Regions from separate parts of the Homo sapiens genome. Here region 1 is linked to region 2. A link is an interaction called in ENCODE POLR2A ChIA-PET data of the cell type or tissue named here. Cell type or tissue: endothelial cell of umbilical vein. All regions are shown on one strand. Links, peaks and the distances in the headings refer to the core of each region. The heading gives the core; the rest is flanking DNA. Region 1 overlaps DR1 (down-regulator of transcription 1). Region 2 holds the start of EVI5 (ecotropic viral integration site 5).

Region 1 (16,669 bases), core at 43-4,042, 570 kb after region 2:
TTTTATAAATGGTTTTTATATTTAATGTTCTATAGAGAGATTTCTATTATTACCATTTTTACTATTTTCAAGAATCTTAGGCCCAAAAGACATTTTGGTCATTTGGTATGTAGTACCTGCCTTTTGTTTTTGTTTACTGTTATTTCAAAAAATGTGGTTTTACTTGTATTTTTATAATTTACAGTCCTAAGATCGAGGCATAACAAAGCTTACTTATGCAATATTTTATTTTTAGGTTTTTTCTTTTTTTTTTTTTTTTTTTTTTTTTTTTAGCATTTAAGAGTCACTATTATGTTTTGCCAGTTAAAATTTTTTAAATCTTTTGAAGAGAGAAACAAAATCTTCAGCGTTCTTGAGAAATAAAATTATTGTTCAGTAAGTATTTTTCCATCCCCTTGAATATATGTTATATATTCTTTTTCGGCAGATTATCAGATTAGTAAGTGTTTAAAAGGCATCAGTTTTTAAAACTGCATATACCACACACACACAAAACAGTACACAAATAAAGGTTTTCACAAATTAAACAAACTCACATACTAGTCTTCAGATCAAAACACAGAGCATTATGTGTACCCCAGAAGCCCTCCTCTTTCCCCATCTTAACACTGTCTTCTTTCTTGCTGAAAGTTACTATCCTGACTTCTAAAATCATAGATTAGTTTTGCCTGTTTTTTATTTTATGTAAATGTAATCATACATAATACACTTTTTTTCATTCATCATTTTTGTGAATATTTTAGTTTCTTGTTGCCACTGTAACAAACTACCACAAACTTAGTGACTTAAAACAACACAGATTTATTCTTTTATAGTCCTGGAGATCAGAAGTCCAAAAATCAGTTTCATTAGGCCTAAATCAAAGTATCAGCAGGGTTGGCTCTTTATTGAGGTTGTGAGGGAGAATGTTTTCTTCCCTTTTTTGGCTTCCAGTGACGGCCTGTATTTATGGGCTTGTGACCCCTTCCTCTCTATGATCAAAGCTTGCTTTTGTCATTATATCATCTTCTCTTCTGTAGTCAGATCTTTCCCTGCCTCTAAGTTTAGGGCTCACCTGCATAAAGCAGGGATAATCCCCCTATCTCAAGATCCTTAATTTAATCACATCTGCAGAATCTCTTTTGCCATATAAGTGACATTCACAGGTTCCAGGGATTCATACGCTGGCTATCTTTGGAGGCCGTTATTCAACCTGCCAAAGTGAGATCCATTCTTATTGTTGCATGTATTTGTAGTTCATTCATTCTCATTGCTGTATAGTCTTCCGTTTGTTTATCCATTTTTCATTACATCCAAAAGTTATTCATTCTCCCATTAATAGTCTTTTGAGAATTTTTCAATTCTGAGCTATTATGAATAGTACTGTGTAGAACATTCTTATACATGTCTTTTGGTGAGTGTATACATTTCCATTGAGTATAAACCTAAGAATGGAATTGCCAGGTTGTAGGGTGTGTATATTTTCAGTTTTAGTATTTACTGTCAAACAGTTTTCCAAAGTGACTGTAAGAAGGCACCATTTTAATGTGTAGCATAAAAATGAATTACGCTAATGATCTTAGTGGGTTGAATTTCTCGAAACACCTAAATTGTACCAAATGAGTTATATTGCAGCAGGTATGTTGTTAATTTCATATAACAGGAAAATAAGAGCAAAAGTAATTGCCCTTATTAACTGACACATTAGTATTACATACTCATTAGGTTATTGCTCCTTAGAAAAAATGCAAATTTTAAGTAATCGTAAGTAGTATGTTGAATTAGTATGTTGTGGGAAAATCTGTGATTTAATTTTTTAATTGAATTTTAAATTTTGGGTTATAACCTCATTAAAATGCATGATATTTCCTTATATAGGTTTCTAAATTATGTCTGTCCAACTCATCTATATCCAAATGGCCATTAGGAAGAATTATCCAATTCAGATGGCATAGGCACTGCCTTCCAATTTCTTCATTTGTATTTTTTTGTTGCTGTTTTCTTTTTTGCCTCTGTCCCCAACAATTTGACCACAAGTCCTACCCCACCTCCTCTGTTTTTCACCATCCCCCAGGATATAAAGTGTCATGGTTAGGATCGGCCAGGGTGAAGAGAATGATAACATAAGTAGCCTCCTTTCACCTAAAGTATTACCACTGGTTCTTATCCTATTTCCTCAAAATAAATGAGAAGAGAAAGTAAGGAATAAGAGGAAGAAACTTTTTTTTTTTTTTTAAAGAAACAGGGTCTCACTATGTTTCCTTTTTCTTTTTTCTTTTCTTTTCTTTCTTTTTTTTTTTTTTTTTTTTGAGACAGAGTCTTGCTCTGTCACCCAGGCTGGAATGCAGTGGCGCGATCTCGGCTCACTGCAAGCTCCGCCTCCCGGGTTCACGCCATTCTCCTGCCTCAGCCTCCTGAGTAGCTGGGACTACAGGTGCCCGCTAGCACGCCCAGCTAATTTTTTTTGTTTTTTTTTAGTAGAGACAGGGTTTCACCGTGTTAGCCAGGATGGTCTCGATCTCCTGACCTCGTGATCCACCCGCCTTGGCCTCCCAAAGTGCTGGGATTACAGGCGTGAGCCACTGCGCCCGGCCTATGTTTCTTAATATAGATTGCAGTGGCTAGATTACAGTGACTATTCACAGGCATAATCATAATGCACCATAGCCTCAAACTCCTGGGCTCAAGCAATCCAAAAGGAGGAAACTTTTAACTTATGATCAGTTTCTACCATAAATCAAGCAACTTAGAAAAACCTTAGAACAGGGTTTCTCAAACCAAGCATTGTTAGTATTTGGGGTTGGTTAAGTCTTTGTTTGTGGGAGCCTATCCTGTGCATTGTAGGATTTCTAGCAGCATAATTGGCTTATGCCCACTTGATGTCATTAGCACCACTCCCCACCCTACTTCCAGTTGTGACAACCCAAAAATGTCTCCAGACATAGCCAACTGTCCCTGGGTGTTGCGAGTATAGGAGGCAAAATTGCACCCTGTTGAAAACCACCACCTTAGATCATCTAGGTTTTACTTTTAGGATAAGACACTTGAGGGAAAGGCTGTGAAACTGAACCTCTGTTAGAAGCAACACACAGTATCACTGCAAAAAGACTAAAAGAAATAGGTGATTTGGAAAGAGGAGGCCCAGGATTAAAATATGTTTCCAAGAAAGTCAAATCTTACAGGAGACTCTTGACTTCACATCTGCTGATCCCTTTACCCGATAGGACCTAGAGCAGCCATTATAAATCTCTGTACCTGCTTGCTGCTTTTCTACCTCATTGTTAGCCACACCCAGTTTGAAACAGATGAGGTATGCTATTTCATAACTAGTACATCTTTTAATAAGCATTTTTTATTGTGATTAAATATGCATATCGTAAAATTCACCACTTTAACCAGTTTTAAGTGTTCAATTCTGTGGCATTAAGTATATTCATACTATTGTGCAACCACCACCACCATCCGTCTACAGAACTCTTCATCTTCCCAAACTGAAATTATGTATTCATTAAACAATAACCACCCATTACCTCCTCTCTCCTCAGCCTCTGGTAACCAGCATTCAGTCTCTATGAATTGACTACTCTGGATATCTAAATGGATTCATTCTTATTTCATTTACCATAATGTCTTCAAAGTTCATTCATGTTGTAGCATGTATTAGAATTTCTTTCCTCTTAAAGGCCAAATATGCCGTAGTATGTAAATACCGTATTTTGTTTATCAGTTCATCCATTAATGGACACTGGGTTGCTTCTGCTTTTTGGCTATTGTGAATAATGCTTCTGTGAACGTGGGTATACAAATAACTGTTTGAGTCCTAATAGGCTTGTTATTTTTGAGTGCACAGATCTGTATATTCGCAATTGAAATAGGGAAAGTCTTTATATTCATATAAAGATAATTTATAATACAATAAGTCCTCAATGTTGTTGATAGGTTCTGGGAAACTGCGAGTTTAAGAAAAACAACATATAATGAAATCAATTTTACCATAGGTGAACTGATATAAATAAGAGTTAAGTCCCTATGGCATATATTTCTGGTTACAAAAACACTACCAAATTTCTAATAAAGACCCAAAACACTTCTAAAATTAAACATTGAGATTAATATGAGCTTTATATACATTTAAAAAGGATAAAAACAAGTAAGAATTGGCTGGACATGGTGGCTTACGCCTGTAATCTCAACACTGGGAAGTCGAGGTGGGCAGATGGCTTGACCTCAGGAGTTCGGAACCAGCCTGGGTAATATGGTGAAACCCGTCTCTACAGAAAAATTCAAAAATTAGCCAGAGGTGGTGGCTTGCACCTGTAGTCCCAGCTACTCGGGAGCCTGATGTGGGAGGATCCCTTGAGCCTGGGAGGTCGAGGCTGCAGTGAGCCATGATCACGCTACTGCACTCCAGTCTGGGCAACAGAGCAAAATCCTATCTCAAAAAAAATATATATATTATCCAGCCCCAAATGTTTATGGGGTTGTTATTGATAAACCCTGCATTAAACAATCCCACAGTCGGTGCTGCGGTGAGCCGTGATGGTACCACTGCATTCCAGCCTGGGTGACAGAATGAGACCCTGTCTCAAAAAAAAAAAAAAAAAGTAAAAATTATTTACCCAATATTTGGCGAATCAGTGAGTGACAGCAGTTGTAGTGCTAGTGGGTTAAATCAAGGAATAACTGTTGGGAAGTGAAAATTTTAAGGAGCACCTCCTACCACCATGCAGTTCAAAAACAAAAAATAAGAAATAAAGTGGGCTTGCTGAGTGCTTTCATACTGCATCATTTATTGTGCATTTGTATGATTATTATATACTTTACAAATTTTCGTTTTACAGTAATTTGTATTCATTCGTTTTTCAACCTGCTTATTTCAGTTCAGTGTCTTGGGTAGCTGGAGCCTATCCCAGCAGCTCAGGGAGCAAAGTGGGAGCCAACCCTGGACAGGATGCCTTTTCATCACAGGGCGCACTCACACGGCACACACACGCATACTGGGACCATTTAGCTGTACCAATTCACCTAACGTGCATCTTTGGGAATTGAGAAGAAACCAGAATACCCAGAGAAAACTCATGCAGATATGTGGAGGACATGCAAAATTCACACAGACAGTGGCCCTGGTTGTAAATAATTGTTTTTCATCAATGTTATAATGAAATTACAGGCCGGGTGTGGTGGCTTACGCCTGTAATCCCAGCACTTTGGGAGGCCGAGGCGGGTGGATCACGAGGTCAGGAGATAGAGACCATCCCGGCCAACATAGTGAAACCTCATCTGTGCTAAAATACAAAAAATTAGCCAGGCTTGGTGGTGTGCACCTGTAGTCCCAGCTACTTGGGAGGCTGAGGCAGGGGATTTCTTGAACCCAGAAGGCGGAGGTTGCAGTGAGTTGAGATCGCGACACTGCACTCCAGCCTGACAACAGAGCAAGACTTCGTCTCAAAAAAACAAACAAAAAAAGAAATTACATTAGTTGAGGACCTGCTGTATGTGATATGAACAATGAGGATCAACTCTTTTTGTAATAGTTTTTTTACATATGTTATTTCATTTGTTTATTTCCTCTGTGAGGGTAAGTATTGATAGTCCAGTCATAGACTGGTAACACAGGCACACCATTAAAAATAATAGACATACAGTATGCAGTATTTTGTTTTACTTATGAAACTCCGTATTTTATGTATGATGTATTGAGTATGAAGAATAGTACATACTGTTTCCTTTTAACTTTATGTTTCTTGCCTTTGTATATTTTATATGAATAGCACTTGTCACTAACATAGAAAGCAGTAGAGGTGGAAGAGGGAGACTTGCCAGAATAAGTTTTTAATGTGAATCAGAGATTTTTATTAGGAATTGGGAGTGGAAGGAGAGAGATAGTATTAGAAAGTATGTATGCAGCAAAGGATGGAGAAACTGTCCTTGTTGTTAAGGCATCTAAGGATGCTCCAATTACTGGGGAAAACATACCAGGCTCAAAATGGTCTGATTATGCAAATACCTTCTAATACGTTTGTTTCTTTTGTTGTGCCTATAAAAGATGCCATTAACTTCATATTTATGTCACTAATAAACTTCTAGAATCCATGTAGTAGGGTGTAGTAGTGTGGTTAAGCTATGAAGAACAATGGTATTTATTTCCAAAACACTTATTTGGTATATTACATAGGATAGAGTATGTTTTCTAAGCCAAATAGTGTTAGGTTTTCATGTGCAGTTGCCTTACACATATACTAGTAGCCCTTACAAAATTTCGTCTGTCTTTATTATAAACATGTTGTAAGTGAGGAAACTAAGATTCCAAGAAATTAAGTACTGTTGGCCCTCTGTGTCTGGGGGTTCCACATCTATAGATCGACCAACCATGGACTGATGGATTGAAAACATTTGGGGAAAAAACAAAAAATAACCCAACAATGAAATAGTATAAATTTTAAAAATAATATAACAATATTTATATATCATTTACATTATGTTAGATATTATAATCTAGAGATGATTAGCATCCTTGGATTTTGGATTTTGGTATCCTTGGGGTATCCTGGAACCAATCCCTGGCGGATACCAAGGGATGACTGTAATATAATAACATCTAACAAGTGAAGGATTTGAACCCCAATGTAAGTAATTATGAAAACTATTTTTCTTCCACTAGAACTTTTTTCCCCAAAAATACTCTGGAAATACTGGAACAAATACTAAAATAAATGACCTTTATTTGAAGATCTTTTAAAAAAATTATAAGCCTGCCTGAGGATAGCAAAATTGTGTGCTTTTGCAAGGTAATTGTAGAACTCATTCTAAGGAAGCAGAGGTAATGTCTGTTACTATTTTCAGCTCCCTTTTTCTGTCCACTGTTGTCTAAATGATTCACTCAGTGTTATGCAGAATATGAGAAGTTATTTTATAAAGTTGATTTGTGGTATAGGCTTTACATATGTCTTTTCTTTTGGTCAAAATACTAAAGAAAGCTTATAGAAAAAGTGACCTGGTGTCAGGTTTTAGTTTCATCCTTATCCAAATGTTGCAGAATTTTGGAATCTTTTGGAGTACACTTTCTCTTTAAAACAAGCCCATCACCTTTAGTATAGTGGTGAGTAAAAATAAAATAAAAACAAGGCCAAATTGCGTTTTTCTAAATTGCAAGTTCCCTGTTTTCCATATCCCAGTAACAAACCTACTGTTGTGCAAATAGGAAATAACATCTAGTAGCTACTTTAGCAATGGACGTGGCAAAATAAATAAATTAGTAGCTATGGCTCATTATTTAGGATTTAAATGAGCCATAACTACTATAAATGAAATTGAAGATCATGTTCTTAATTTGAAATTAAGGATCATGATCTCATTGGTACTGATGAGTCAGCAGCTATCAATATATAAGGATAACCCTTATATTTTAGGAATTATTTTAGGAGAAAGAACTATTTTAGGAATTATTTTACACAGAATTCTAATCATGCTGCCTTGGAGGTTAGGCAACTACCATTCCTCACTTTGTAGCTTTATTGATTCTCTTCTGAAGCTTGCAGTAGCCTCCTAACTTGCCTTGCTGCCAGTCCTTCCTTGTCCCAGTCTATCCTTCACATTGCCACCAGTGTTATTTTTCTGAAATACGAAAGCGAATATGAGGCTTCTCTGCTCCTTGGTGATAATAGTATAAAGTCCAAACTCTTAAGTATTACATAAAAAGTATGTTTCACAGCACACCTCAACTTTGTTTTCTATAATCTCTTAATCGTAATGAAATCTGGGCTAAATAATGCTATCACTTTAACTACCTTTGTGCATGCTTCCTCCCAACTCTGGAGTAACCTTTTCCCATCTTTACCTGGCAAACTTCAAACCATACCTCATGACCCAGCTTAAATTTTAGCTCCTATATGAAGTTTTCTCTGATACTTTTATGTGTAATCACCCTTTCTTTGATTATGTGTGGTAGATATTTCTATTTTTGAATTCTTCCTAGCATATTATAATTTATTTGTTGACAAATCTATTTCTGTTATAGTGGGAGCTTCTAGAGGACAGGGACCATTTAATTATCCTCTCAGTATCCTAGCAACTGACACAGTAAAGGTTTTTGCACTTGAAATTACAAGTAATCTACTTGTAGTTAGCCCTCAGTTCACCTGATACTCTATACCATTTGTTCCTAGAAAACTATACAATACATGATAGGAACTTGGTAAATATTTAATGGTAATAATGGAAAAGAAGAAAAAATTGCATTTCATATGCTGTGTTTAAGAAGAAAGGTCTACACCAGGCATGGTGGCTTACATATGTAATCCTAGTGCTTTGGAAGGCTGAGGCAGGGGGATCACTTCAGCCCAGGAGTTTGAGGCTGCAGTGAGCTATGATTGTATCATACTCTAACCTAGACAACAGAGTGAGACCCTGTCTCTAAAAAAAAGAAAAGAAAGGTGCATGAATAAACCATTTAAGAAAAACTCAGGAATACAGTATTTCAATATTGAAAAGGTTGAAATTATCAGAAGAAATTTATTTTTTTGGCATAGCATTCTCTGGTTCTAGAAATACAAGATAACAAAATGTTTTCCACATGGTTAGCTAGCGAAACAGAAGCACCTTAAGATATTTCAAGCAGGCCAGGCGCGGTGGCTCACACCTGTAATCCCAGCACTTTGGGAGGCTGAGGCAGGCGGATCATCTGAAGTCAGGAGTTCGAGACCATCCTGGCTAACATGGTGAAACCCCGTTTCTACTAAAAATACAAAAATTGACCAGGCTTGGTGGCGGGTGCTGTAATCCCAGCTACTCAGGAGGCTGAGGCAAGAGAATCACTTGAACCTAGGAGACGGAGGTTGCGGTGAGCCGAGATCATGCCATTGCACCCCAGCTTGGGCAACAAGAGCAAAAACTCCGTCTCAAAAAAAAAAAAGATACTTCAAGCAAAAAGTGATTTAATATAGGGATTAGGTAATGAAATTACAAGAAGAACTGGAGGAGCAAAAAAGGCAAGGCAGGCACGATTGCCCAGATATGAGAAACTGTGAGAACTCCTTTGATCATCTGTAACTTTCAGTCATGCCAGAGCCTTATTTTTTTCCTTTTTTTTTTTGAGACAGGGTCTCACTCTGTTACTTAGGCTGAAGTGCAGTGGCTTGATCATAGCTCACTCCGGTCTCTTCTTCCCCAGTAGCTGGGACTACAGGTGTGCGCCACCATGCCTGGCTAATTTTTTTTAGGAGAGATAGGCTCTCACTATGTTGCCCAGGCTGGTCTCAAACCCCTGGGCTCAAGTGATCCTCCCATCTTGGCCTCCCAAATTGTTGGGATTATAGGCATGACCCACTGCACCCAGACAGGGCCTTTTCACTGCATAAGAAATCACCTTGGCCAGGCATAGTGGCTTACACCTATAATCCCAGCACTTTGGAGGGCCAAGGCAGGTGGATTGCTTGAGCCCAGGAGTTCGAGACCAGCCTGGGCAACATGGCGAAATCCCATCTCTACAAAAAATACAAAAAGTAGTCGGCATTGTGGCATGTGCCTGTAGTGCCAGCTACTTGGGAGGCTGAGATGGGAGAATCGCTTGAGCCCAGGAGTTTGAGGCTGCAGTGAGCTGAGATCATGCCACTGCACTCCATCCTGGGTGACAGAGCAAGACCCTGTCTCAAAAAAAAACAAAAAACAAACAAAAAACCCTCAAAATTTAGCAGCTTAAAACAACAATCATTATCTCTTACAATTCTGATAATTGAATGAGCTCAGCTGAGCAGTTCTTCATATGCTATATTATTTAATTAATCTGAGGGATTAATTAAAAGGTCCAAGATGGCTAACTTGTATGACCATTAGCTGGTACTATCAGGTGGGATCTCAGCTGGGGTGGCCAGTTGCAGCGCCCTGATTCTCCTCCATGTGGCTTGAGCTTTCTTTAGCTTAGTGGGATTCTAAGAATGAACATCTCAAGAGTGTTACCAGGGGGAAGGAAGTAGAAACTGCTAGTCCTCCTAAGTGCTGGGCTCAGAAGTCCCAAAACAGCTCCTCCATCACATTCTATTGGTCAGAGCAATTGCAGGGCCAGTCCAGATTCAAGGGGAGAAGATATAAGCATATAGAATGGGGATAAATGTTGGAAACCATCTTTGGAGACTAGCTACCACACCTGTCTGCACAGGTTCTTCCCTGCTTTGAAATGCTCTTTTCCTGTCAAACCTTTGTTCATACTGCAAGATGCAGCTTATAATTCAGTACCCATGTAGAGCTTTTTCTGTCATCTCCAGATTATAGTCAGTAGTCTTTTCCTCTGTATAATCTGTGCCTGTTGTATATATTTCTATTTTTATGTCCATCATTCCTTATCATTTATTTGCTTAGATATTTTTCTGTCAGAGTGTCCAGGGAAAAGTAAGCATGTTGTCACCAACTCTTTGTCTCTAGTAACTGCAACAGTGAAGGTATTTGCTATTGAACTTGTAAGTATCTGCTTCTGGTCAGTACTAATTTCACCTAGAGTACCATACCATCTGTCCGTAGAGCTTCAACCTGAGACCATTTAAAACACAAAAGATAGTGAATATTCAGTGGGGATAATGGAAAAGGAGAAAAAAATTGTATTTCAAATACTCTGTTTAGGAAGAAAGGACCATATGTGAAACATTTAATTAAAAATTTCAGGAAAATTGGTATTTTAGTCTTGAAAGGTTTAAACTTACCTGGAAAAATAATTTTTCCAGCATAGCACATTTTCTGATTCTAGGAATGCCAGATAAAATGTTATGCCATACAATTGATAAGAAAAATGGAAGTCACGGCCGGGCACGGTGGCTCACGCCTGTAATCCCAGCACTTTGGGAGGCCGAGGCGGGCGGATCACGAGGTCAGGAGATCAAGACCATCCTGGCTAACACGGTGAAACCCCGTCTCTACTAAAAATACAAAAAATTAGCCGGGCGTAGTGGCGGGCGCCTGTAGTCCCAGCTACTTGGGAGGCTGAGGCAGGAGAATGGCGTGAACCCCGGAGGCGGAGCTTACAGTGAGCTGAGATCGTGCCACTGCACTCCAGCCTGGGCGACAGAGCGAGACTCTGTCTCAAAAAAAAAAAAAAAAAAAAAAAAGAAAAATGGAAGTCACCTGCAATATTTTAAGTAAGGAGGGATTTAATAGACAAAACTAAATGATGAAATTGTTAGAAGGGCTGGTGGAGCAAAAAGAGGTGGTGTTGCCCAGAAATGAGGAAGTATAGTAAGCTACTTCTTCCTCTGGAGCCAGTAGTCAACCCATACTACACGATGACTTTAACAGAGTTGTGCTCCTCTGTCCCCCATGCAGCCAGTGCTGCCACCATAAGATCCAATGTCCAGCTGCTATCCAGGTTCTACAGGAGCCTACTCTTATGACAGTTGGGTACCATAGTCTGCTGGTACCACCACTACCTGAGCCAGAAGATTGTTTCCATGTCGTTCAGCTTTTTAATCTCTTGCAAATGCCTACAGTTGACAGAACCCTAACAGGGACGCTGTGAGGCGGAGCAAGATGGCTGAATAGAAGCCTTCCCCAATCATCCTCCCCACAGGAACACCAAATTGAACAACTATCCACACAAAAATAGCACCTTCATAAGAACCAAAAATCAGGTCAGTGATCACAACACCTGGCTTTACCTTTTTATTACTGAAAGGCACTTAAGAGGGTAGGAAAGACACAGGATTCCCTTCTGTCCCATGATGTGTCTAGAAATGTCATCTGGGAGCTAGGTCCTGGAATGGTGGCCTCAGGACTCCTCATGGTGTCCTGTCCTACTGTGGCTGACCAAGCAAAGTTCTCTTTATTCTTTCGTCTCCTCTCAAGCAGAAGGAAGGAGTCTCCCAGAGCTGTGCTGCCTTGGGTTAGGGGAGGGGTGGTGCAAGTATTCCCTTGGCTGCTCAGCTGGCATCTCACTGGGTTGCATGCCCCTGAAGTTCACTGACTCCAAGCCCAGTACAGCATGAGCACTTGCCCAAGAATTGCAGCCCTTGTGGCCTAGACTGAACTGCCAGCCACTCTATTGCCTGTCAGCACCATGTGGCATGGAGAGAGAATCTGTGTGCTGGAGAGGGGAGAGCACAGTTATTATGGGACTTTGCATTGAATGAGTTGCACAGTCATGTCACAGCAGAAAGCAACACTGGGCAGAATTCAGCCAGTGCCCACAGAGGGAGCATTTACACAAACCCCAGTCCGAAGGGAATTGCCCACCGCAGAGGTTGGAACCTGTGTTCTGGCAAGCCTTGCCACTGCAAAGGTTCTAAATAAACTTGAAAGGCAGCTTAGGCCACAAGGACTGCAGTTCCTAGGCGACTCCTCATGCTGTACTGGCCTTGGAGCCAGTAGACTTGGGGGTATGCAACCCAGCGAGACACCAGCTGGGCAGCAAAGGGAATGCTTGCACCATCCCTCCCCCAACCCAAGGCAGTGCAGCTCTAGGAGAGGCTTCTTCTGCTTGAGAGGAGAGGAAAGAATAAAGAGGAGTTGGCCTTGCAACCTGGATACCACCTCAGCCACATTGCAACCTGGATACCACCTTATGCCTCAGGACATAAGGCAGATTCCTGAGGTCCCCATTTTAAGCCCTAACTCCCAGATGACATTTCTAGACACACCGTGGACCAGAAAGGAACCCTCTGCCTTGAAGGGAAAGGCCTTTCTGGCAGGATTCATCACCTGCTGACTAAGGAGCCCTTGGGCTGTGAAAAATAAGCAGCGGGTACCCAGGCAATGTTCACCATAGGCCTCGAATGAGACTCAGAGACATACTGACCTTAGATGTTAGCCAGCACATTCTCAGCTGTGGTAGCTACAGGGAAGAATTCCTGCTTGAGAAAAGGAAGTGGGAGTGTAAAGAGGACTTTGCCTTGCAGCTTTAGGTACCAGCTTGGCCATAGTGGGGTAGAGCACCAAGTGGGCTCTTGGGGTCCCCGATTCCAGGCTCTGGCTTGTGGAAGGCATTTCTGGACCTGCCCTGGATGAGAGGGGAGTCCACTGCCCTGAAGGGAGAGTCCCAGGCCTGGCAACATTCACCACAAGTTGATTGAAGAGCCCTTGGGCCTTGAATGAACATTAGAGGTAGACAGGCGGTACTTACTGTGGGCCTGGGGCAGTGGTGGCCATGGAAAGAGACTCCTCTGCTTGTAGAAAGAGGAGGGAAGAGTGAGAAGGACTTTGTCTTATGGCTTGGAGGCCAGTTCAGCTGCAGTAGCATAGAACACCAGGTAGATTCCTAAGGTTTCAAAATCCAGGCTTGGTTCTCAGGTGGCATCTCTGAACCTGCCCAGGACTTGGGGTGGGGGGTGGGGAGAGAACTTGCTTCCCTAAAGGGAAGGACGCAAGCTTGACTTTGCCATCTGCTGATGGTGGAGCCCTAGGGCCTTGAGCAAACATAGGTGGTAGCTAGGCAGTGTTTATCATGGGCCTTGGGCGAGGACCAGTGCTGTGCTGGCTGCAGGTCTGACCCAGCACAGTCCCAGTGGTGCTTGTGTCACAGGGGTGCTTGTGTCACCCCTCCCCCAGCTCCACGCAGCTCAGCATAAAGAGAGACTACATTGGTTTGGGAGAAACTAAGGGAAGAGAACAAGAGTCTTTGCCTGGTAATCCAGATAATTCTTCTGGAACTTATCTAAGACCACCACGTTACTGGGCTTGGAGTGCCCCTTAATGCAAATATGGCTGCAGTGACCAAAGACTTAGATCACAACACCCAAGTTCCTTCAAATACCTAGAAAGCCTTCTCAAGAAGAAAGTCTCAAAGCTAGGGCCTAAAATAGGGGTACAAACAAGTCAAAACTGTGAAGACTACAATAAACTCTTCAATGGCCAGACACTGACAAACAACCACAAGCATCAAGACCCTCCAAGAAAACATGCCCTCACCAAACAAACTAAATAAAGTACAAGTGACCAATCATAGAGAGATAGAGATAATGTGATCTTTCAGACAGATAATTCAAAATAGCTGTTTTGAGGAAACTCAACAAAATTTAAGATAACACAGAGAAACAATTCAGAATTCTATCACATAAACTGAACAAAGAGGTTGAAATAAAAAGAAGCAAGCAGAAATTCTGGAGTTGAAAAATGTGATTGATATATTGAAGAATGTATCAGCCTTAACTGCGGAATTTATCAAGCAAAAGAATTAGTAAGCTTGAAGACAAGCTATGCACAGAGGAGACAAAAGGAAACAATAAGAAAGAATGAAGCACACCTGCAAGATATAGATTTGCCCTCAAAAGGACAAATTTAAGAATTATTGGCTCTTGACTACCTCAAGACATTTAAAAATGAAACTCCCAATGATCAGAGATAAAGTAAGAAACATAAAAGCAGCAAGAGAAAAGAAACAAATATTAATAACACAGCACAGCTCCAGTATGTCTCCAGCAGACTTTTTAGTGGAAACCTAACAGCTCAGGAGAGAGTGGCATGACATATTTAAAGTGCTGAAGGAAAAAAAACTTTTAGCCTAGAATAGTATATCCAGTGAAAATATCCTTCAAATGCGAAGGGAAGAAAAGACATTCCTGGCCGGCGTGGTGGCTCATGCCTGTAATCACAGGATTTTGGGAGGCCGAAGCAGGCAGATTACCTGAGGTCAGGAGTTCAAGACCAGCCTGGCCAAGATGGCAAAACCCCGTCTCCACTAAAAATACAAAAATTAGCTGGGCATGGTGGTGCATGCCTGTAGTCCCAGCTACTCAGGAGGCTGAGGCAGGAGAATTGCTTGAACCCTGGAGGTGGAGGCTGCAGTGAGCCGAGATCATGCCATCTGAAGGTACAAAACTCACTGGTAATAGTACTACACAGAAAAACAAAGGATATAATAACACTGTAAACTGTGGTGTGTAAACTACCCATATGTTAAGTAGAAAGACAAAAAGATGAACCAGTAAAAAAAAGTAATAACTTTTCAAGACATAGTACAATAAGATAAATAGAAACAATAAAAAGTTAAGAAGTTGGGGACAGAGTTAAAGTTATTAGTTTTCTCTTTGTTTATGGAATCAATGTTAATTTGTCATCAGTTTAAAATAATGGGTTGTCAGACATTATTTGCAAGCCTCATGGTAAACTCAGATTTTAAAATATGGAAAAGATACACAAAAAATGAAATTGAAACAACCACCAAAGAAAATCACCTTCACTAAAAGGAAGACAGGAAGGAAGAAAAGAAGGAAGACCAGAAAACAAATAACAAAATGGTAGGACTATGGCCTTACTTATCAATAATAATATTGAATTTAAATGGATGAAACCCTCCAATCAAAAGACAGAGTAACTTAATGGATTAAAAAAAAAAAACAAAACAAAAAAAACAAAACAAGACCAGGCTGGTTACTGTGGCTCACACCTATAATCCCAGCACTTTGGGAGGCCAAGGCTGGAGGATCACTGGAGTGCAGGAGTTTGAGACTAGCCTGGACAACCTAATGATACCTCCTCTCTACAAAAAATGTTAAAATTAGCTGGGCATGGTGGCACATGCCTGTGGTCTCAGCTGCTTGGGAGACTGAAGCAGGAGGATCACTGGAGCATGGGAAGTCAAGGCTGCAGTGAGCTGTGATCACATCACTGCACTCCAGTCTGGGGAACAGAGCAAGACCCTGTCTCAAGAACCAACTCCTGCCAGCCCCCTCCCCCAACACACACACTAGCAAAAAAGACCCAATAATCTTTTGCCTACAAGAAGGACATAGAATGAAAATAACGATGCACATAGACTGAAAATAAAGGCACCATAGGCTGAAAATATAAAGGCACACATACAGTGAAAATAAAGGGATGGGAAAAGATATTTTATGCAAATGGAAGCCAAAAAGCACAGGAGTAGCTATACTTCTATGAGACACAATAGATTTCCAGACAAAAACTATAAAAGGAGACAAAGAGGTCATTATATAATGAAAAAGGGTCAATTCAGCAAGAGGATATAACAATTATAAATATATATGCACCCAACACTGGAGCACCTAGGTATATAAAGCAAATATTATTAGAGCTTAAAGAGAGACCGCAATAAAATGATATCTGGACATGTCAACACCCCCGCTTTCAGCACTGGACGGATCATCCGACAGAAAATCAACAAAGAATTATTGGACTTAATCTGCACTATAGACCTATGGACCTAATAGATATTTACAGAACATTTCATCCAGTGCCTGCAAAATACATTCTTTTCCTCAGAAGATGGATCATTCTTAAGGATACATCATATGTTAGGTCACAAAACAAGTCCTAAGAAATTCAAAAAAATTGAAATAATATCAAGCATCTTCTCTGATCACAATGGAATAAAACTAGAAATCAATAACAAGAGAAATTTTGGAAATGGTTATACAAACACATGGAAATTAAACAATAGTGGCCACTATGACCAACTATATGCCAATAAATTGGAAAACCTAGAAGAAATGGATAAACTCCTAGACATATATAACCTACCAAGATTGAACCATAAAGAAAGTCAAAACCTGGACAGACCAATAACAAGTAATGAAACCAAAGCCATAATAAAAAGTATCCCAGCAAAGAAAAATATGGGATCCGATGGCTTCACTGCCGAATTCTACCAAATATTTGAAGAACTAATACCAATCCTACCCAAACTATTCTGAAAAATAGAGGAGGGAATACATCCAAATTCATTATACAAGGCCAATATTACCCTGACACCAAA
Region 2 (16,889 bases), core at 8,113-12,112:
ATCTTACAAAACAAACAAACAAAAAACACACACACACACAAATTAAGAATCTCCAGGCATGAAAAAAAACACCATTAAAAGACTGAAAAGGCAAAATACAGACTGAAAAAAATAAAAATGCAATACATATATATCCTAGAAAGGACTCATATCCAGAATAAAGCATTATAAATGAGAGAAAAATAAGCATATCAACGAAAACTGGGCAAAAAGACTTAACAGGCACTTCACAAGAGGAAATATAAATGGTCAACAAAAGATACTCAACCTCAGTACCAGGAAAATGCAAAATGAAACCACACTGATATATTACTGTACCTCTACTAGACTAGCAAAAAAAATTTCAACTGACAAGCACCAGCAAGGATGTGGGGTAACCGGAACATTCCCTGCTAATTGGTAGAACCACTTTGGGAAAATGTTCAACAATTTCTAATACTAGAGTTTTATCACCCACGTACCTATAAAACCAACAATGCCACTCCTACGTACATACTCCAATCTAGTAATGTCCTATTTCTTGATCTTTGGTGGTTCACTTAGTAAAAATTCATTACCTGCGATGTTTTTTGTTTTTGTTTTTTTTGAAAGACGGTCTCACTCTGCCGCTCAGGCTGGAGTGCAGTGGCATGATCAAGGCTCACTGCAACTTCGACCTCCCCGGCTTTGGTGATCCTCCCACCTCAGCCTCCTGGGTAGCTCGGACTACCAGCGCACACAACCACACCCAGCTAATTTTTGTATTTTTAGTAGAAAATGGGGTTTTGCCACGTTGCCCTGGCTGGTCTCAAACTCCTGGGCTCAAGTGATCCACCTGCCTCTGCCTCCCAAAATGCTAGGATCACATGCGTGAGCCACCGCACCCAGACCACCTGCACATTTAGAATTGTGAACTTTTTCTCTATACTTCAATAACTTAGTTCTAAGATTTATTTGACACAAAGTTCTCGGAAATCGTAGTTATCATTTTAGAACAGAAAAAAGACCACCTGGGCCAGGTGCGCTGGCTCACGCCTGTAATCCCAGCACTTTCGAAGGCCGAGGCGGGCAGATCATTTGAGGTCAGGAGTTCGAGACCAGCCTGACCAACACGGTGAAACCCCGTTTCTACTAAAAATACAAAAAAAAAAAAATTAGCCGGGCGTGGTGATGTACGCCTGTAATCCCAGCTACTCGGGAGGCTGAGGCAGGAGAATATATCCAGCCTAGGCAACAGAGTGAGACTCAGCCTTAAAAAAAAAAAAAAAAAAAAAAAAGAAAAGAAAAGAAAAGAAAAAGAAGGCCGGGCACGGTGGCTCACGCCTGTAACCCCAACACTTTGGGAGGCTGAGGCGGGTGGAACACGAGGTCAAGAGATCAAGACCATCGTGGCCAACATGGTGAAACCTCATCTCTACTAAAAATACAAAAATTAGCTGGGAGTGGTGGCGCGCGCCTGTAGTCCCAGCTACTCGCGGGGCTGAGGCAGGAGAATTGCTTAAACGCAGGAGGTGGAGGTTGCAGTGAACCAACGTCGCCACTGCACTCCAGTCTGGCGACAGAGCGAGACTCCCTGTCAAAAAAAAAAAAAAAAAAGAAAAGAAAAGAAAAAGAAAAAGAGCTTCTGGTACACTGGTGAAATTCTACTAACAAAATTTTAAAACAAAAAAAGTTACTTACATCAGCTCAGAACAAAGATTAAAAACTACCAGCAGATCACTTTTCTTTAACTTCAGTAAGCACTGGAATTCATTCTTTCGGCAAAGAAAGGAGTTTATTATTCAACACTGTAACCCAAAGAAAAGATACCACTTCAAGAAAATACTTCTTTTCGAAAGCAGCTCTACCAGCAATAGATAGGAGGAAAGCGAGGAAACCATTCCAAAAGGCTTGGTTTAACTCTTGGGTGAAAGGATGCCAAATGAGATGATCTAAGAAGCCCCAAAGACAGACAGACAGACAGACACAGGGAAATCACAGCAACTCTTTTGAGTGGAAACACCAACACCACAATCCAACCTACCGGAAATCCTGAGGTTAATTTGAGGCTTGCCCCACTAGTCATAAGGTGATTCAGGAATGGCTACAAACTCTTCTCAAGTTCATTCTGGACCTGGCACATCTGTCTTGCCCATCAGCAGCCTGGAGACACGCCATGCGCAGAATCCCGGAGGCCAAGTAAAGACGCCAACTTTGCAAGTCAGGGGGGCGAGTGCTCTCGCCCCTCAGGTCCCCAAAGGGAACCGACTTCTGGCCTCGAGGGTGGGGTGCAGGGTCAGTGTCCTCCACGGGATTTACGAGGACGTGCCCCCGAAGCTGCTCCGTCCCTCCACCGCCCTGGGACGCCACAGTTAGACCCGCCGACGAGTTTCTTCCCCAGCGCCCACGAGAAGGAGGGCTGCGGGCGGCGGCGGCGGCGACAGGCGAGGAAGCGAGTGCAGGGAACTTAGGCCCTGGCGGGGCCAGGCGCGCCCGCCCCGCTCCCACAGCAAAACTTGCGGCGGCCCCCGCCCGCCGCGCCTCGGCCCAGCTGTGCGCCAGCGGAACACGGACTCACCGCCCGCCCGGCCTCCCGGCCCGCCCGGCCTGGCGCAGCGCCCCTCACCTTGGAAACGTTGAGTAGACTTCGCCGTAAACATTAACTTCCCATCCAGCCGGCAGCCGCGCCGCCGCGTCTCAGCGCCTCGGCCCCGCTCCTGGCTCCACGGGTCGCCCGTCCCGAGTTCCCAAAAGCACCACGCTCACTCAGAAGCTCAGGGCCGCCTCGCGACCCTCACCTACCCCTCCCGGCACCGCCGCTGTCGGAACTGCAGCCAGCCCCTTGCCAGCTGGCCAGCTGGTTCCTCCGGGGTCCGGCCCGGCCGCGTCAGGAGAGCCCAAGGCGCAGGCGCGGGAGGGCCTTAAAGAGACCCGGCAGCCTCTACCGCAGAATGGGTTGGAGCAGGTTAGGGGCCGGGCGGGCCGGCCGAGAAAAGGAGAAGGCGAAGGGATTGGACGGAGTGCAGAGGAGGCGGGGAAATCGCTCTCGCCCTCCGCCTCTCTTTCAAAGCACCAGCCTTCAGTCCTGCAAGTCGCCGACTTCCCCGGCCACTGGAACCGCCCCTTCCATGTTAAAACGGTAGAAGACACACCCCCTCGGGGGCCCGAAGCGACCCCGAGCTTAGGACTGCAGGCCTCGCGCTGCCGCACCGACGCGGAGCCTGACTTTCAGGGCCCTGGCACGCGGTGCTGACGCGCATGCTTCGGAAGGCAGCCCCGAGCTCCCCCAGAGGTGGCCTTAGGGCACTCGCAAAAACAATAATCAACGCGTAAATGACACTTGTAATTGTAATGTACTCTTACACGTGTCTTCGCATTGGGTTTATGCAGACTACTGCAGGGGGCAGAACATGGGCACGAATACGTAAGATTCAGCCGGGCAGCCCTCCAGCGTCAACGAAGACATTCTTAGAAGGAAAGTACTTTGTTTGGGACGGAAACAGCCTATTAATTTCTGGTCCAGGAAAAGCAGGCAAGAAAAAGTAAAAAGGCAATACAGATTACTTTCATTATATGTTTAGAAGTGACAGCCGGGCGCGGTGGCTCACACCTGTAATCCCAACACTTTGGGAGGCCGAGGCGGGCGGATTGCCTGAGGTCAGGAGTTGGAGACCAATCTGGCCAACATGGTGAAACCCCGTCTCTACTAAAAATACAAAAAAAAAAAATAGCCCGGCGTCGTGGCGTGCGCCTGTACTCCCAGCCAAGCTACTCTGGAGGCTGAGGCAGGGGAATTGCTTGAACCACGGAGGTGGAGGTTGCAGTGAGCCAAGATCGCGCCACTGCACTCCAGCCTGGGCGACAGAACGATACTCTGTCTCAAAAAAAAAAAGGGACAAAAATTATAATAATTAGCAGCACAAGAAACTCCGGAATTATTTGTCTAGAAATTAGTATCCCTATTTTTAAATTTAAATTTATAAGACAGAATTCGCAGATGGGTTTCCACTGAACTAAGCATTTCAGAAAAAAAAAAAAAAAAAAACCTTACTTTTTTTTCAACAAGATTAGGAAATACCAAGAAATAGGAAGTAAAGCCATGCCCTCCACCCAGCTAAAAACTTTGAAAACTTGAACTTTTATCTGAGGCATATGTTTGCATAACTTTAGGTTGTGCCATTATTTAAAGAAATTTCAATTAACAATTTTATTGCAACTCAATCCTTGTATAAGAAAACTAAGCTACATCCTTGATAATGTACCTCTCCCCTCTTATATTCCATCCGTCAGCAAATTCTATTGGTTTTTCCCTTACAAATGGTCCTTGAATCTGTCCTCTCCTATTTCCTCCATCACCACCCTAGTCTAGGCTACCTTCACCTGGGGAGTGGGGGTGGAGGGATTACTGACCTAGTCTTCTTGTGGTTTACCCATATTCCCTTTATCCCCTCTCTAATCTCAACACAACAGGCAGAGTGACTTTTTCAAAATAACAGTGTGACCCTGTCACTTCCCAGCCTAAACCACTTAAACACTTTCCCATTCTCTTAGAAAAAACCCTCCTAACTAACCAAGCCCTGAATGGCCAGGTGCCTTGCCCACCTCTCCACCTCTTCTCACTGCTCAGACCAATTCCACCCTGCTGTCTGTGCTCCAGCCACGCTAGCCTCTTTTATTCCCTATTTACCGGCTTCCTGGCCTCAACAGAGCTTTTACTCATGCTTTGCTCTGTGCCCAGAAAGTTCTCCCAGTCCTCATCCTTTGACAACGGCTCTAGTATCCACCTCTGAGAAGCATCTTCTGACCTCCCTATGGTGGTCTCTTACTCCTTTCACATCGCATGAAACTGTAATTGGGTAGTTATATTGGTGAATTTTTTACTATTAGCTCCTTAAGTCCAGGATTTGATTTTGTTTGTTTCATGGTTGTATTTTCATATTTGTTAAATATATATTTGTTCAGTAAATGAAAATTATAGATGCTAAAACTTAAACTAAATTTGGCATAAAGTCAGAGAAAGGTAAAATGTCACCATCTGACATTTGGAATCAGAATCTAAAAACTTCAGTTATGTTAAAACTGATTTTATATCATTTTAGCTGGGTTGTCACAAGATTCTTTGGGTAACCTTTAAAACAGTTCTCAAAGAGCCTTTTGTAAGCACCTGAATTAATAATGATAAGACATGGGATGGCCCACATAAAACTAATAACATTGATTGCTTCAAGAGAGGAAGACTGAGCCAAGCACGGTGGCTCACGCCTATAATCTAAACACTTTGGAAGGCTGAGGCCGGCGGATCATTTAAGATCAGGAGTTTAAGACTAGCCTGAGCAATATGGCAAAACCCTATCTTTACAAAAAAAAAATACAAAAAAAAATTTAGACAGGTGTGGTGGTAGGCACCTGTAGTCCTGCTACTTGGGAGCCTGAGGCAGGAGGATTGCTTGAGCCTGGAAGGGTGAGGCCGAAGTGAGCCATGATCGTGCCACTGCACTCCAGCCTGGGCGACAGAGAAAGATCTTGTCTCAAAAAAAAAAAAAAGAGAGAGAAAGAGAGAGGAAGACTGGGTGACTGGTGGGTACCAGTGGGAAGGAGATTTTTACTGCATGCCCAAAAGGTTTAAAATTGTACCTTTTTTATCTTAAAGTATGTGAATTATCTATGTGAAGATAAATGACACAAAGTATGTGAATTATCTATGTGAAGATAAATAAATGACACAAAAGAGTGTCATACTGTTCCATTTATTTGAAATTCTAGAAAAGAAAATTAATCTGTGGTGAAAAAAAATCATAACAGTGGTTCCCTGTGGCAGGGGATTGACTGGGATGGTACATGAGTGAAATTTCTGGGTGGTAAAAATGGTCTCTATCTTGATAGGGATGTGAGTTACATAGGTATATTCACTTATCAAAAAATATGCAGGTAACATTTCAGTGAATGTAAATTTTACCTTAAAAACTATAAAAAATAGTGGCCGGGCGTAGTGGCTCACACCTGTAATCCTAGCACTTTGGGAGGCCAAGGTGGGTGGATTGCCCGAGCGGAAGAGTTCAAGACCAGCCTGGACAACACAGTGAAACCCCATCTCTACTGAAATACAAAAAAAAAATTAGCCGGGCATGGTGGCGTGTGCCTGTAATCTCAGCTACTCGGGAGACTGAGACAGGAGAATCACTTGAACCCGGGGGGCGGAGGTTGCAGTGAGCCGAGATTGCACCATTGCACTCCAGCCTAGGTGACAGAGTGAGAGACTCCATCTCAAAAACAAAACAAAACAAAACAAAACAAAAAAAAAACTAGGCAGGACATGATGGCTCATGCCTGTAATCCCAGCACTTTGGGAGGCCGAGGTGGTGGATCACAAGGTCGGGAGTTCAAGACCAACCTGGCCAACATGGTGAAACCCCATCTCTACTAAAAATACAGAAATTAGCTGGGCGTGGTGGTGTGTGCCTGTAGTCCCAGCTGCTCGGGAGGCTGAGGCAGGAGAACTGCTTGAACCCAAGAGGTGGAGCTTGCAGTGAGCCGAGATCGCGCCACTGCTCTCCAGCCTGGGCAACAGAGCAAGACTCTGTCTCAACAGCAACAACAACAACAAAAAAAACCCCATAAAAATTAAATAAAATTTTAAAATCTAATAGCTAACACCTGGTTGAGCACTCAACATGTATGGGTATTGGCTAAGGCTGTATACATACACTATTTCGTTTAATCCTCATATTGTCCTCATGGGGTAGGTATTATTATCATAACCCCCTTGCATATGAAGAAGCTGAAATTTAATAAATACCAAATAACTTACCTCAATTTATACCCCTGGAAAGTGGTGGCAGAGTTTTTAACACAGTCAGTTGAATGCCAGAAGTGGTTAAACATTAGGCCCTGTAGCACTTCTCTGAAATTGTAATATTTTGGTTTATATACATTACTCATCTACTAGATCGAGAGCTTCACAATGATTGAAATCCTGTTTTGTCTTTTTGTTTGTTTGAGGTTTGTGGTTTCATTTTATTTTATTAATTTAAAAGACTGGGTCTCACTATGTTGCTCAGGCTGGACTTGGACTCCTGAATTCAAGCCATCCTCCTGCCTCAGCTTCTTCTTCTTTTTTTTTTCTCGCTCCGTCGCCCAGGCTGGAGTGCAGTGGCAAGATCTTGACTCACTGCAAGCTCTGCCTCCTGGGTTCACGCCATTCTCCTGCCTCAGCCTCCCGAGCAGCTGGGACTACAGGCGCCTGCCACCACACCTGGCTAATTTTTTGTATTTTTAGTAGAAACGGGGTTTCACCATGTTAGCCAGGACGGTCTCAATCTCCTGACCTTGTGATCCGCCCACCTCAGCCTCCCAAAGTGCTGAGATTACAGGCATGAACCACCGCGCCTGGCCTTCAGATAGTTTTATTTGCGGTAAATTCAGTGAGCAATTCAAAGTTTTCTATGTTCTGATACTGTACAGCCTTAGCATTGATTTGGGTCACTGTCTGGGAGGGGAACCCCTCTAAACTTGGCAAGGGTTAAACCCTGGAACACCGTGCTCTAAACTGCCAAAGGTGTTTAAGTCAGTCATGTTAGCTCCATTGTTCACAGAAAGGAAATGCAAGGGAGACAGTCCTCTGAAAGGCAAAAAACAACCCAAGGTACAAAGAAGGAACTCACCAGAGAAGTCAAACCCACTGTGAACAATATTCCTCCCTCACCCTGGGAGCTTTTTAGAGAACTAGACCATCTCAGTTACATTCTAGGTTTGCACTGTCCAATACAGCAACCACTAGAGATACTAGCAACATGTGACTATTTACATTTAAACTTAAATTAAGCCAGGCATGGTGGCTCATGCCTGTAATCCCAGCACTTTGGGAGGCCAAGACAGGAGGATCACTTGAGGCCAAGAGTTTGAGGCCAGCCTGAGCAACATAGTCAGACCCTATCTGTACAAAAATAAAAATAAAAAAATTAGCTAGGTATGTTGGCACAACTGTAGCTATTCTGGAGACTGAAGTGGGAGGGTCACTTGAGCCCAAGAGGTGGAGGTTGCAGTGAGTTAAGATCACACCCCTGCACTCCAGCCTGTGTGCCAGAGTGGGGCCCTGTCTCAAAAATAAATAAACTTAAAAGTTCAGTTTCATAGTCACACTCACATAGTTCAAGTGCTCAATAATAGCACATGTGGCTAGTGGCTACTGTCTGACAGCACAAATATAGAACATTTCCACTCATCAGAAAGTCCTATTGGTAGCACTATTAAAGAAAAAGGAGACATAACACTCCATTTCAACTCCTACTAATGTTCAAAACTGGTTTTTTTTTTTGGTTTTTTTTTTTAAATGAAGGCTCACAATGAAATAGTGACAGCTATTCATTACTAGGCTCATTACTTTCTACAATATGAATCTGAAAGGTACTCAAATAAAAAGCTATGGCCTCCATGCACTGGAGTTATAAGAATAGCTTTAACTTAGCAGGGCATGGTGGCGTGCACCTGTAGTCCCAGCAACTAGGGAGGCTAAGGTGGGAAGATCACTTGAGCCCAGGAGGTGGAGGTTGCAGTGAGCTGACATCACGCCAATGCACTGCACTGCACCCTGGGCAACAGAGCAAGATCCTGTCTCAAAAAAAAAAAAAAGGAAAGAATAGCTTTAACCTCACCACTTTACCACTTTACCTCCACCGTATGCATTCTTTAGAAGACTCTGACATCATCTTAGGAAAGAACATTATTAAGAGACACACAATTCTGTTTATCTCTTGATACTTGTGCACAGGTGGAGACTAGATCTGCCATGACTATGGGAAAGAACAAGCTCTCTGGATCTACAGCTCAGACATCATTTCTATATGTGATACTACACATTAACACTGTCAGCCCAAAAAACTTTCGAAATTGAGTCACCAGAATGGGACATCAATAGTGTGCCAGTTTCTAGCCTACCCACCAAAAGGAGAAATTCATTCATTTCTTGACTTTGCAAAATACTTGTTTTAAAGCAAGAGAAAATTTGGTGGAACTAGAGGTAGTAACTCCACTTAAACTATCCAATTATCTAGGAACTAGTAACTTCTACATTCATGCAAGTGACTAGACTGTGACCTAAAATTTCAAGTGTTCTTGCCAAAAACGTGATCAACCCCTTTGAGCTCTTCAAGCTCCAATCTTCTCATTCATAAACTGGAGATAATAATATCTACTTAAGCACTGAAGTGACAGTTAAGTGGAATAATATATGCCATGTGTATAACAAATATTCAAAAATAATAGCTATTGTAATTGCTATTTTCCAAAGCCACAAAACACCAATGTGCAAAAACAAAAAGACAAATAAAAAAGACTGAATTAGAAGAATCCTGATTTTGACACCTGCTAATAGTCTGGCTTTTAACCTCTGTAAGCTTCAGTCTCTTCATCAAGCAAATAAAAATAAGAGTCCCAATCATAGATGCGACGTGAGATGTGTTTTGATTTCGTGTGAAATTGTCTAATTAAAGCCAGGTACAAACATTAGCTAATGTTAATTAGCAGTTTCTCCCACCTCCACCAAAAAAAAAAAAAGGATGAGGTGAGGAAACTATTTTAGGAACATGATACTTTACAGAAAAATTTATGTAGCTTTTATTATGAACTGTGTTCCCAAACACGACGGGAGGCAACACTTCTGAAATCATTGAGAGGCCATGCAACCATCAACACTGTCACCAAATAGAGTTTGTGAACAAATGCTATGGTAACCAGTCATTTTCTTCTTCTCCATATGAGAAATGTGAAGCCCATACAGACATGCTAGGTCTCCTCTGTGAATGTGTATATTCAAAGAAACGTAAACAGCAGCCAATTACAGCTAGGAGAGAATTGCGGCAAGTGTTGAATTACAAAAAGCCAATTACTAAAATACCTTTCTTGCAGGTATGGAATTAAACCTAACACTTCATAAATTTTGTTCATCACTCGAATGGCTGCAGTACAATGAGATAACAGTCTTAAAATAAAACTGAAGAAATGTTAACAAGCTGTTCCTGTGTTTTGAAGATTAAGCGAAATATACAAATCCTAACTCAATAACAAATTACTTTCTGTTACAGCAATTACATTTTTATAAGTTTTAATATAAAATCAAACATCGTTTTACACATTTACCTGTTTCCCACTAGGGTTTCTAAAGGCAGCAGTCATTTTGTTGGTAACCATGATAAGCAGAGAAGACAGAGAGACTGGGGATTTGAATTGAATTTATAGCTGACTCATAGGCAGTGTTAACAAAGACATTGCCACTGGGATCCACCCATTTAACACCCTTTCAGTTCCACCTTATACACTTGTTAGGTAGTAGGGAGCTGGGAATGTGGAGGATTAGGAATGCTGAAACCAAAGCCTTTTTGTCTTAGGTATGCTAATTGATTTTGGTTTTTCATTCCTTCTTTCCTTCTTTTCTCCCCTTCCTCCCTCCCTTCCTTCCTTCCTTCCCTCTTCCATCTTCCTTCTTCTGTCCCTCCTTCCTTCCTTCTATGACTTATCTCAGAATGACGTTACAATTGTTATTGTGTTTGAGTGCCGACGCTGAGGCATTGGCTAGAAACTTCTATAATTAGGTGTTTTCTGACACTAGACAAAATTATTAATTTGGTAGAACTTTCCTCTTTGTCTTTTTTTTTTTTTTTCTCATTCTTTACCTGAGGTTTTGGAATTCTGCAGGCTATGTTGTGTTCTATTAATGGATATTGCAGTTTGTTACTCAGAGGCTATTGAGAGTTTACTATGCAGTACAGAAGCAAGTGATATAGCTTGTGAGAGGTACCTAAATAGAGAGAAAGCCACTTCTCCAATTCTTTTCTAGGAGATCTGATATATTGGTTTTAAAGGATTACCTCTCTCATGATGGCTCCCATTTTGTTTCATTTTTTAAAGACAGGGTCTCGCTATGTTTCTCAGGCTGGCCTTGAACTCCTAGGCTCCAGTGACCCTCCTGCCTCAGCCTCCTGAATGGCTGGGACTGTAGGTGAACACCCCCAAGTTGCTGATGGCTTATGCTTTTAAAGCACTTACCATAGCTGGGCACTGTGGAAGCGCTTTTCATCTATCATCTCACTTAATCTTTATCATAATCCTATTGTTATCCCCATTTACAAGTGAATCCCCAAGCCAGTCGCCAAGAATGCTGAATTTATTTACTCCTTCATTTATTCACAAATATATTAAAATTATTCAACTATGTCAGCTACTTTCCTAAGAGGAAGGACAGTAACTAACATTTTCAGCTCCTACAGCATGTCAGAAATAATGTTATGTGCTTCCACATGACACAACTATTATTTGGCCCATTTAAAAGACAGGGAAGCTATGCCTGGTCCAAAGTCACATTGTTAGTAGAAGGAAAAAGCAAAAATGCAACCATGAGTCTCTCTTGACTACAAAACCTATATCATTTGGAGCTACAAAAATGTGGTACCTGTGTTCACATTCTAGTGTAAGAATGTGTAGTCTAGTATAGAAGACAAACATATGAACAAGTAAATGAACAATAACATTATATGTTCTGTTGTACCAAGATATAATGGTGGGAACATAGAGAAAGGGGAGTACCTAGCATGGCTGAGTTGTACTATTTTTATTGTCAATACCCCCTTCCATCTTTTTCCATTAACAGGTATAGATGCCTGACTCAAACAAAGCCAGTCACATTACCTTAACTCCCTGATCATACTGATTGATTCAAGGGGTTATGCCTGGGAGAATCCTGCCCTGGGGTTTTTCAAACCAGAGCTGGAAAAGTAAAAGCCCTGTGCCCTCTCATTATAAAGCTCTAAGGATGAAACTCTAAGGAGATCCTGGCTATACTCAGAGAAGCTAAATGAGATGGAGAATATCCTGAGGATATTAAAATCCCCGGTTCCAGTAATCCTGCCTTTCCTAAGCCTTTGCTGTTCTAATCTTTCTTTAATGCTGTGACCACCCCCATAACCTTCAAAGGAAGGAGAGAAGGAGGAAGGGAAAAAGGAAAGAAGGAAGGACTCATGTACTTATCAAACTTTTTTTTAACATATTGTACCAGGCATTGTTCTAGGCACTGGAAATATGTACAGGTGGTAGCCATTCTGATTTGACCCTGAGTGATCCTTGCTTTTGACCCCCAGTGATCCTCTTTGCCTGGTATTCATTTATGTATCCATGTGTAATCCCTCCTACATCGAATAAGGCTTGTCTGTGTGACCAATAAAATATGGCAAAAGTGACCAATTATGGCTGGGTGTAGTGGCTCATGCCTGTAATCCCAGGACTTTGGGAGGCCAAGGCAGGTGGATCACCTGAGGTCAGGAGTTCCAGACCAGCCTGACCAATATGGTGAAACCCCATCTCTACTAAAAACACAAAAATCAGCCGGGCATAGTGGTGTGCCCCTGTAGTTCCAGCTACTAGGGAGGATGAGACAGGATAATTGCTTGCACCTGGGAGGTGGAGCTTGCAGTGAACCGAGGTCACGCCACTGAACTCCAGCCTGGGCGACAGAGCGAGACTCTGTCTCAAGAAAAAAAAAAAAAAGTGACCAATTATAACCTTTGAGACTAGGTTATTGCACTTTTTGCCTTGTTTTCTTAAATTGCATGCTTTAGGGGAAGCCAGCCACCATGTGTGAACAGCTCTGTGAAGGAAAAGAACTAAGGCCTCCCATCAACATTCAGGACCAACTTGACAGCCATGCCAATGAGCCACCTCAAAAGCAAATCTTTCAGCCCCAGTCAAGCCTTCAGATTACTTCAGTACCAGCTCACATCAGACTGAATCTCATGAAAAACCAAAAGTCAGAACCAGTCAGCAAGCTGCTGCTAAATTCCTATTACATAGAAACTGTGAATGCACCATTGCATTCTAGCCTAGGCAACAGAGTGAGACCCTGTCTCAAATTTAAAAAGGGTAGGGGGTAGCAAAGAACTTGAACATTTCTCCAAAGAAGATATGCAATGAGCACGTGAAAAGATGCACCGCGTTATTAGTGATTAGGGACAAGCAAATCAAAACCAAATGATACACCACTTCACACTTACTAGAACGCTGTTATGAAAAAAGCAGAAAATTACAAATGTTGGTGAGATGTGGAGAAATGTAAACCCTTGTGCATTGCTGGTGGGAATGTAAACTGATACAGCCACTGTGGAAAACAGTTTGGCAGTTCCTCAAGTTAAAAATAGAATTACCATATGATTCAGTAATTCCACTCCAAGCTGAAAGAATTTAAAACAGGAGCTCAAATAGATACTTCTTCACCAATATTCATAGCAGCACTATTTACAATAGCCAAAAGGGGGAAACAATCCAAATGTCTATCAAAAAATAAATGGATAAAGAAAAAGTGACACACTGAGGTCAGGAGTTCGAGACCAGCCTGGCCAACACAGTGAAACCCTGTCTCTACTAAAAATACAAAAAAATTAGCCAGGCGTGGTGGCAGGCACCTGTAATCCCAGCTACTCAAGAGGCTGAGGCAGGAGAATCGCTTAAACCCTGGAGGCGGAGATTGCAGTAAGCCAAGATCGCACCACTGCACTCCTGCCTGGGTGACAAAGCTAGACTCAGTCTCAAAAGAAAAAAAAAAGAAAATGTGATACAATTAAATATATTATTCAGGCATACAGAGGAATGAAGTTCTGCTACATGCTATAACATGAATGAGCCTTGAAAACATTATGGTAAGTGAAATAAATCCATCGTGAAAGGACAAATATTATATTCTTCCACTTATATGAGGTATCTAGAGTAGTCAAATTCATAAAGAGAGAAAGTAAAATGGTGATTACTAAGGTCTGGGGGAACAGGGAATGAGGAGTTAGTGCTTAATGGACAGTTTCTGGTGGGGCAATAAAAGAGTTTTGCAACTAAGTAGTGATGGTGGTTATCAATACTGTAAATATACTTAATGCCACCGAATTATACACCTAAATATGGTTAAATCAGCAAACTTCAGGTTATGTATATTTTTCCACAAAATATACATTAAAAATATATCTATGAACAAAATATACATGAAAAAAGAAAATGATACCTTCTGGGAATTTAGATCATCTTGGAAAAGAAAAATAAAATAGAAAAATAATCTTGATTTGACTTAGTCGAAAAAATAAGTTGAACACATTAATAAATACATATATAATATATATGATATGAGATGGTATGAGTGAAGGAGAAAGGGAGTATGAAGAAAGGTTATTACAAATTTATTTTATTTTATTGAGACAGGATCTGACTGTGTTGCCCAAGGTGGAATGAGATCAGAGCTCACTGCAGCCTCAACCTCCTGGATTCAAGCAATCCTCCCATCTCAGCCCCCAAGTATCTGAGACTACAGGCACATGCTACCATGCCCAGCTAACTTTTATTTTTCATTTGTTTGGGTTTTTTTATTTTTTGGGTTTTTGTTGTTGTTGTTGTTTGTTTGTTTGGTAGAGACAGGGTTTCACCATGTTGCCCAGGCTGGTCTAGAACTCCTGAGCTCAAGTGATCCAACTGCCTCAGCCTCCCAAAGTGCTGAGATTACAAGCATGAGCCACTGTACCTGGTGGTTATTATAATTTTAAACAGGACAGTCAGGGAAGACCTCACAAAGTAGGTGGTGGGGGCTGGGCACAGTGGCTCACGCCTGCAATCCCAGCACTTTGGGAGGCCAAGGCAGGTGGATCGCTTGAGCTCATGATGTTCAAGACCAGCCTGGGCAAGTTGGCAAAACCTAGTCTCTACAAAAAATACAAAAATTAGCTGGGTGTGGTGGTGCATGCCTGTAATCCCAACTACTTGGGAGGCTGAGATGGGAGGATGGCTTGAGCTTGGGAGGCGGAGGTTACAGTGAGCTGAGATCGTGCCAATGCACTCCAGCTGGGCAACAAGAGTGAAACTCGGTCTCAAAAAAGAAAAAAAAAAAAGGTGACGGTGGGCAAGCAAGCCATATCTAGGAAAGAGCATTCTAAACAGAGAGAACAGCAAGTACAAAGGCTTTGAGGCAGAAATGCACTGGGCATATTCAAGGAACAAGGAGACCAGTGGTGTGGTTAGAATGGAGTAAGCAAGACAAATACTAGGATATGAAATCAGAGAAAACAGAATCAGATTACATAGAAGGCCCTATAGGCCTTTTTAGGACTTTGGTTTTTATTCTAAATTGGATGGATAAGCAAAGTGACATCTGACTTCTATGGGGTGTGTGTGTGTGTGTGTGTGTGTGTGTGTGTGTTTGTGTTTTAAGAGGCAGAGTCTTGCTATATTGCCTGGGCTGGAGTGCAGCAGCTCTTTACAGATGCAATCAAAGCACACTGCAACCTCCCAAGTAGCTGAGATTACAGGTGCATGCAGCTGTGCCCAGCTTTCTGACTCATGTTTTATGTTTAAAAGCATTGGCTGCTGTGAAGTAAATTCTCTAGGGGGTAGCAGTATAAACCTGGAGACCAGTTGGAAGATATTGAGAGATGATGATTGCTTGAACTATGGTGGAAAGTGCAAGTGATGAGAAGTGATTAAGTTTGGATATATTTTCAGCCAACATGATTTGCCTTCAGACTGGCTATGAGATAAAAGAGAGAACGCAAGGTTAACTTTGAGATTTGGGGCTTGGGCAACTTTAAGGATGGAGTTGCCATTTACGGAGACTGGGAGGGAGGAGCAGGTTGAAAGGTTGGGTTGGGTTTCTGTCATATGCAATCAAGAGTCCTGACTAGCCTGGGCAACAACGTAAGACCCCGTCTCTAAAAAAACTAAAAATAAAAATTTAGCCGAGCATGGTGGCTAATTTTATTTTATTTTACTGAGACAGAGTCTGACTGTTACCCAAGGTGGCACTTGTAGTCTCAGCTACTCAGGAGGCTGAGGCAGGAGGATTCCCTGGGCCCTGAGTTAGAGGTTTCAGTGAGCTATGATGGCATCACTGCACTCCAGCCTGGGAAAAAAAGGAAAGAAAAGAGTTCTGACTAAATACTTGAGTAGCCAGAGGAACAAAGTAAGTAATGTTTGAGGCAGATCTTAGTGAACAAGAATTCCATTCTTTCTGTTAGGGAATGAAGTGTGTGGGTGTAGTTAATGCTTATTGAACTATCTTTGGAATCTCATCTGCTGGTCCATCTGTATGTGTATATTATATATGCCGTATCATTGAGCTTTTGCTGGTTATGTTACATTAACAAAAGCCCCAAAATCTTAGCACCTATACGTACAAAGGTTTATTTTTCATTTGCATTTTCTTTTATGACAGGTTGGCTGTGACTCTGCCCTACACAATCTATTTTATTTGTTAGATGGTAAAACCTATAATACTTGTAGAATTGTTAAATGTGGTATCAGTATTTTCATTCATTCATTCATTCATTTAACAAATATTTATTCGATATCTGTTTCATGCAAGACAAGGTCAAGTACTGAGAATAGAGTAGTGAATAAGATAGACAAAATCTTTGATTTCCAGGAGCTTATATTGCAAATGAGATTAAACACATACAAAATAATCACAATAACAATAATGAATGCTATATTCGTAAATAATAGCTGTAAGAGATTTTAGTACCTTTTTTAAGTTAGAAAAATATAAAAATTATTAAAACTAAAATGGCCAGCCGGGCACGGTGGCTCCCGCATGTAATCCCAGCACTTTGGGAGGCCGAGGCGGGCGGATCACGAAGTCAAGAGATCGAGGACATCCTGGCCAACACGGTGAAACCCTGTCTCTACTAAAAATACGAAAATTAGCTGGGTGTGGTGGCATGCGCCTGTAGCCCCAGCCTGGCCAACATGGCGAAACCCTGTCTCTACTAAAAATACAAAATTAGCCGGGCGTGGTGGTGTGCACCTGTAATCCTAGCTACTCAGGAGGCTGAGGCAGGAGAATCACTTGAACCTGGGATGCGGAAGTTGTGATCTCAGCCGAGATCGCGCCACTGCACTGCAGCCTGGCAACCGAGCAA

Evidence for each region. ChIA-PET counts read pairs that join two places held together with the same protein. Peaks named below come from ENCODE experiments on the same cell type or tissue, not always from the same donor. Only the 100,000 strongest peaks of a DNase experiment are listed, where the experiment ranks them.
Region 1: POLR2A ChIA-PET joins it to region 2 with 6 read pairs; 2 of 35 experiments call an interaction of 5 or more read pairs at or near these places.

The regions. Positions count from the first base shown.
Region 1 is chr1:93,362,584-93,379,252 of GRCh38, forward strand. DR1 (down-regulator of transcription 1) reads left to right here. Exons shown (of 3, transcript NM_001938.3): 3 at 1-6,910. Among named protein-coding and RNA genes, the nearest start is that of DR1, 25 kb to the left of the region's middle. In endothelial cell of umbilical vein, for the core only: no CTCF peak of the experiment used is centred there; no DNase peak of the experiment used is centred there.
Region 2 is chr1:92,782,252-92,799,140 of GRCh38, forward strand. It overlaps EVI5 (ecotropic viral integration site 5), which reads right to left and starts at 2,857. Exons shown (of 20, transcript NM_001350197.2): 1 at 2,585-2,857. RefSeq lists a silencer at 2,438-2,707 and an enhancer at 2,978-3,257. In endothelial cell of umbilical vein, for the core only: no CTCF peak of the experiment used is centred there; a DNase peak (open chromatin) is centred at 10,250; H3K27ac peaks cover 815 bases.